Regions from separate parts of the Homo sapiens genome. Here region 1 is linked to region 2. The links are chromatin contacts, found by Hi-C in ENCODE. All regions are on one chromosome and are shown on one strand. The core of a region is the stretch at or near the end of the contact, and the rest is flanking DNA. Distances in the headings are between cores, read along the strand shown. Region 1 holds the start of NPAS3 (neuronal PAS domain protein 3). Region 2 overlaps AKAP6 (A-kinase anchoring protein 6).

What was found. A loop is a pair of places that touch in the nucleus more often than their neighbours do. Pooled maps may share reads with other maps.
Region 1: a map of dorsolateral prefrontal cortex shows a loop between it and region 2 (5-fold over the local background). The contact joins the promoter of NPAS3 here to the enhancer-like site in region 2. A Hi-C loop is called at or near these places in 17 of 168 maps with a recorded cell type or tissue (A673, PC-3, PC-9 and 11 more), 19 of 37 single-sample maps with no recorded cell type and 31 of 50 pooled maps.

What each region holds. Positions count from the first base shown.
Region 1 is chr14:32,937,054-32,940,274 of GRCh38, forward strand. It overlaps NPAS3 (neuronal PAS domain protein 3), which reads left to right and starts at 1,826. Exons shown (of 12, transcript NM_001164749.2): 1 at 1,826-2,313. The coding sequence starts at 2,264.
Region 2 is chr14:32,574,571-32,577,927 of GRCh38, forward strand. AKAP6 (A-kinase anchoring protein 6) reads left to right here. Exons shown (of 14, transcript NM_004274.5): 5 at 2,550-2,672. Among named protein-coding and RNA genes, the nearest start is that of AKAP6, 250 kb to the left of the region's middle. Within about 2 kb of position 1,706, at least 2 of the 41 ENCODE cell types and tissues checked have a DNase peak (open chromatin) inside an H3K27ac peak, as active enhancers do; they include dorsolateral prefrontal cortex, where a contact is called at or near this core.

The DNA.
Region 1 (3,221 bases), core at 576-3,075, 360 kb after region 2:
GATTTTGTTACTAAGACATGATGACACCTGTTACTGTCTTTTAGTCAAAATAGGGGGAGGGGGGCAGAGAGTGAGCCGTGTAGGTCAAGGTCATTGGCAGGTGTTGGAGGTAGGGTCTGAGTCAGGAGTCCCCTGTCCTCTGGCACCTCAACAGGATTGTGGGGTTCTGAAGGACAGACTTAGTTTCCGCTTGGATTTGTTTCCATCTGGATTTGTTTGTTAAGTGAATGGTGACATATCATTTTACCAAAAAATTATTTTTAAGTACTTTTGAGGAGTCCGCCGCGGGAGTGACAGGAGTGGGGGGTTTTTCAAGCAAAGAGTGGCCTCTTGGGAGACTACAAGCTTCTCTCATTTGTCATCTTCGGGCAGAAACCCCCTAGACTGGGTGTCCTGGAGCCAAAACTTTGAACTGGCAACTTTTTCCCTTCTCTGCCAGCCCATGTATATCTTGTCCATAACACTCTCCACTCCAGTTCATTTCTCATTCTCTCCTACCTGTAGAGTGTACTCCAAAGAGAACTTAAACACCATCATGCAGATTAAACACCTCTACCACGAAAAACATTTATGTGTTCCTTTGGAAGTTTCCAACTCCCAGCCCTACTTTACTGGAGTCGTAGAGACCGAATGGAGGACCCCTTTTCAGGTCTTTATTTTTTTCTTAAGCTTAAAGTCAAATGCAGAACCTCACACAGGACTGATGTTTTCCATCAGGCGCTTTCATTCATTCAAAGTGGAAATGCTTTGGGAGTCCTTTCTACTTGCCTGGTTGACACATGACTGACCCAAGTCTCTGCGTAAAAAGCTGTCCACACGCTTCTGATTGGTTTAGTGGAGAAAACGCTCTGACCAGGGTCTACCCAGGTAACAGGATTCTAGCCCGGGCCCTGCACTGAGTAGCCAGCCTTTCTCTAGGCCTTGCTGAACTGTCAAACCGGGGTGCGGCTGGGCTAGATCCCAGAGGGTGGCAGTCCGGTCCCAAGTCCCGGGACCCGAGTCGGGAGGGGCTTCTGTATGTGAGTTTAAACGCGCGGGGATTCACCTGTGAACCCTGGGGTCTGCACTCCTGTACGTCCGTGACTGATGCAGATGCTCCGGCTTTGGGAACGCTGCTGAGAGCGCCAGAGCCACAAGGTGCTTGTGCTGCTGCTGCACCGCCCACGGGGCTCTTGGGCCCATCTGCTTGGGCCAGCGCACCCCCCATCCGTATTGATTTCCGCTGCCCCCAAGGAGCTCCCGGGACTGTGTCCTGCCCCAGCTCGCTCCTGTGGCCTCCCAGTTCCTTTTTCTGTTTCTTTCTTTCCTCCTGGCTGCAATACTCCAGAGAAGGGAAGTGTTTGAAACTGCAACTGAGTGGCGTTGTTGCGCCGGCAGCCGAGCCTCCCAGTCCCCCAACGAGAAAGAGAGAGAGAGAGAGAGAGAGAGAAATTGAGAGAGAGAGAGAGAGAGAGAGAGAGAGAGAGAGAGAAGGGGGGGGAGGTGTGTGTCTGCGTACGAGAGAGCGCTCTGGAGCAAAGCAGCTGGAAAATGCCCAGAAATACTTTCACAGCGGTCAAGCTGGAACCCCCCGCGTGTCCTCCCCCTTCCCGCTCCTCCCGGCCTAGACCCCGCGCCCCCCGCAGGGAGGGTGTGCGCCCCACCTGCCACCGGGCTGCTCCGGGTGGTAGAAAGGGGTGACGGGGGACGGGGGCGGGGGCGGGTGGCGGCGCGGGGGTGAGAACCCGGAGGCGGCGGGGCCCTGGGCCGGGCTGCCCGCGGGACCGCGCGGCCGCCTCCCCCCGCCGCCGCCGCCGCCTCCCCCTCCTCCTCCTCCGCCGCCGCCGCCGGTCGCCTGTCTCCGCGCCGGGCATGCCTCGGGAGCCGGGGCGGCCCGGGCCGCGGGCGCTCTGCGGCGCATGGACGGCGGCGGCGCCGGGCGAGCAGCGGGAGGAGAAGGCGCAGGCGGCGGCGGAAGCGGCGACCCACGGCTGGGAGCACCGGCGGCGCGAGGGGACGGCCGGCCGCCCGCGAGGCTCCGGCCCCACTACTTTTCCGTAGCCTCCCCACCTCAGCAGCACGGCCGCCGCCGCCGCCGCCGCCGCCGCCACGGCCACGGCCACGGCCCCGGCCCCGGCCACCGCCCGCCGGGCAGCCCAGAGCGCCGCGCACGGCCGCACTCTCCCGCCACCCCACGCACACGCACACCCCCGCCCGCCCACGCCCCCCACCCGGGAGGGGGGAGAGAGGCAAAAAGTAAGAGAGGAAAAAAAATAGCAGGAAGATGGCGCCCACCAAGCCCAGCTTTCAGCAGGATCCTTCCAGGCGAGAACGGTAACACTTTTCTGTTTATTGAACCTGCCGCCGGGCCGCTGCTCCCGCCGCCGCCGCCTCCGCCGCCGAGGGCCCCTCTCCGCAGCCCGCCCGCCTCCTGGGCCGCGAGCCCGCGGGGACCTCGTCTGGGCGCAGCGCTCGCCCGGGGCCCCGCGCATTGTCCCCGCGGCGGCTGCGGCAGCGAGAGGCTCTGGCGGCGGCCGGGCTCTCTGAGCAGTCGCACCTCCTCGGCTCGGCGAATAGAGTGACTCACTGACAAAAAAAAAAAAAAAAAGAAGAAAGAAACAGAAAAGAGAAAAAGAAAAAGAAACAAACAGATGCGAAGGCGCTGCCGTGTGACGGGAGCAGCAGCGAGGGTGGGGGGCCGGGGATCCCCGGGGCCGCCGCAGGTCCCCTAGCAGCTGCTCTCGAGGAAGGGAATGAGGCTGGGGAGGGGGAGGGAAGGCGGCGAGCAGGGGGAGGAGGCGAGGAGCAGGAGGAGGAGGCCGGGGGCGGGGAGCGCGGAGCTCGCGCCAGGCCCGGAATGTGTCGCGGAGGGGCCGGCTCCGTCTCCGCGCGAGCAGCTAGGCCGGGCCGAGCCCAGAGGAGCGCGGCCGCCGCCTCCCTGCCTCCCGGGCTGCGCCCTCCGCTCGGCAACTTGTGGGTCTCCCGCTCTGCCCTCCGCTCTCATCTTCCCCTCCTCTCCATACCCCTCCCAAAGGAAAAAGAAAAATAAAGAAGAAAACCCTCAAATCCAAATAAGCAAACAAACAGCGAGATCCAAAATGTGTCAGCAGTTGGAGCATCTATGCCCCGTTAGTTACTGTTTGGGGATCTGTGTTTTAAAAAGTTCCTGGTGAGAATTGCATATCCAAGCAAGGGGCTCAGTCGAGCATGTCTATTTGAAGTTAGTTAAACTAGTACAGCCA
Region 2 (3,357 bases), core at 456-2,955:
GATAGTGCATGGTTTTTTAACTAGTTACATTTCAAATAACGTCTTTCACTATTTATCTTCTTGGATTTAACCACTTGTTCCCTAAATAATATACTTTCTGACTTAATTTTCTCCCCAAACCAATTTATATGTACAGATATAACAACACAATTCTAAATACAATAGTAAAAACTGTTTAATGCTGCAAGAAGTATAAAGTACTATTTTCATCTCCCATTTATAAACCATCTAAATTCTGCTTTTCTGACTAGCATCCACAGATGACAGACAATACTTCTGTAAGTCCATCTGGTCAGCAAAGGGTCTCTTAAGTTTTCACGAAAATTTTAATTATGAGAGTATCGAGAATTAGGACTGGAGTTCTAACAGACTCTGCCCTTATTTCTGCTCACAGATTTACTGTACACATCTGAAGGGATCTATGGTAAACATCAAGTCAGATATGAACCTGTGAAATATTCTGATCCCTAGGTAGTCTACCAGATAAAGGAGTTTAGGAAATAACATTTTGAACACATGGGACACTCTACTGAGAAGACTGAGCTTGAGTAAGTGTAACTTCGATATTAAAAGAGTCAAGTATTTGGGAGGAAATGAAAAGCAAAGCAACTCTCAAATTTATGCAAATGCAGGAAAGGCGAAAGAACAGACAAACTGATACCCTGAAGATAGGAGAAGGGGCAAAATGAATGATCTTGCATGGATTCTTGGCATTTGGAAAGAGTTGCAATATGAGAAAATTAGAAAAAAAGGCTGAGTTTGGTAGATCACCAGAAAATTCACTTAGTAAGGGAATACATTGTATGAAATTTCTGAAACCTTCTCTGTTGGACATATTTTCACCTCACCTGGAAGAAAATCTTCTGAGTGATGACCAACAGAAACCTCAATGATGTTGTCAATCAGTTTAGGGTTGGAGTCTAGGACTGGAGGAATGTTAAACTACCATATAGTTCCCAGCTCAGCCAATTGCAATTGTGTAGGTCTCAGTTTGTGATTATGATGTCTCTAAGATGATATTTCTCATTAGTTTTATCAAATCTAACCAATTGGGATAGATTTTTGAAAGAATATAAATGAGAAATCTTGCATTTGTGAAATCTGGTTGTGATATGTATCCCTGGGTGTGACTCTCCTTGGAGACTTGGTACAATAGAGAGATTTTCAATAGGAAAAGCTTTTGGAAACATGTATGAATATGGGAAACCATATGATGTACCACTATGTGGGATGATAGACTGAGCTCTATCTAAACAGGTTGGCAACACACCAGAGCATGGCAGTATGGTATGATCTGACTCTATGGGACTCTGTGCCCACATCTCTGCTTTGTCCCCCTCTAATAAACAATTTGTGTTCCTGAGTGTTATTTGTTTTTTTACTTACCACTCTCCACAATTCCATTTTCTCTTTTTCTCATGATTTTTTTTGAGGTAATCTAATTGCTTGAATTAAAGGTTTATGAATCTTAAAATATTATCTAGGAAAAACCCTAATGGCAAAACCTAGCTTGTGATAAACATTATAAAAAATATTTACTTTTACCTCTTTCCACTTCAGTGTCAGGACATCCTCAGTTAAGCATTAAAAATATTAATCAAGATTATTTGAAAGGCACATCTGAAGAATGGGTTAAGTTTAATAGGGAAACGGCATCTCAACCCATTCCTAGTTATGTGTGGAAGCCTGCCCTTGCTCCTTATGACCTCCAGGTGGTGCTGTTTACCCAGACACGGAAAGCAGGAGCCCAGCCCCATTTCTTTCACTTAGGTTTGCAGTTGGGCTTTCATATTTTCAAAATATTTTCTGTTTCTACAGATGTATACTTCTAAATGGCCAATAAAATTTTATAACCACTATTTGAAAAATTGCAAGGTTATTGTGATTTGTGCTTCCTAGCCAAGAATATATCTTTATGTCTGTACATACCCGAAGTCAAGTATTTATGTTTGTTCATTGGTCCCACTTTCTACGCTTCCTTCCTTTGTAGCACACAGGCTCAGACACAGACATTTGGGCTGTGGACAGAACTCGTCCAAGGACCTGTAAATACTTATGTAATTTTGAAATATATTTCTAGTTCAGCTATGGCAACTAAACTCCACAGGCTTCTGGGTGAAGAACAACATCTTTACAGGAATGCCAATCCCTGTAAAGGATTTGGCAATCCCCCAAAGCCAACGAGTGTTCCTAGCAGACCTGACCTGATTTTTTGGCAGGGGGATGCTTGTCAGACACCAGAAATGTTTTGATGTTTTGAGGTCACCCATACAGTGACACCCCACAATCCAATCCAAATTCCTCAGAAAAGTGATTCTAGAGAAAAACTGAGAGGGAAGCATTGACAGTTTCTTTCCCATTTTGGTAAGAGTTCAGGTCCAGGAATAGTGGAAATTCCATTACAGCAAAGATGAAACTAGGATAGGAGTGCGGTGGGATCGATTTGATCATGGATAAAATTTGGAACTTTTAATATTGGCTTTTTACAGAATAACCAACTAACATGCCTTTCTTGCCCCTTTTTTTCCCCTTTTCTTTCCTTTCACAAGGGGTTTGTAAACAAACTGGATGAATTCATTCAATGGTTAAATGAAGCCATGGAAACTACAGAAAATTGGACTCCCCCTAAAGCAGAGATGGATGACCTTAAACTGTATCTGGAGACACACTTGGTAGGCAAGATTGTGTTGTTCTTGCTGTCAATAATCAAAGGATTTTAATGTACTGCTTGTTTGTTTATGAGAAATATCAATTTTATTTATCAAAGGTTACTATATGTCAATGAAACCAAATTTTAATGGGTCACAGAAGATGAAAATTTACAGGCATTTCAAGTAATACTATGAAACCTAAATCATCTCTGTTTCAAGCTACCTTTTCAAAGCTTTTCCTGGAAGGATAAGTAATTATTTAAAAATACCTTAGAAAATTTTATTAGACCCTTGTTCTCTAAAGCAGCAACTGAAGGTTTTCCCTTTCTTAAAAACAAATAAATGAAAGAGATGATTTTGATGACCATTCTAAGCTTTCTAGAATTCTTGTAAAATTAATGAACCTCTCATTATCAAGAGGGTCTACATTATCTGTTCTACACTGGGTTATTTTAATAAAATATTTAAAATGATGATCTCCATCATTTTTGCTGCTATGTGGGTTTTTCAGCATATAATTAATACAACTGTCATTACACTCATCCCTGTGCATAGAGAAAACCATGGAGGGGAAGTGGAAAACACTCAGATGAATTTGCTTCTGAATGTTAAAAGCAAGAATTATAGACTGGGGGACATTCGATGAACCTCGTGGGGTTTTTACTGAATGCTTCAAATGGCCGATATCAATTATGAAGGGGTGGAA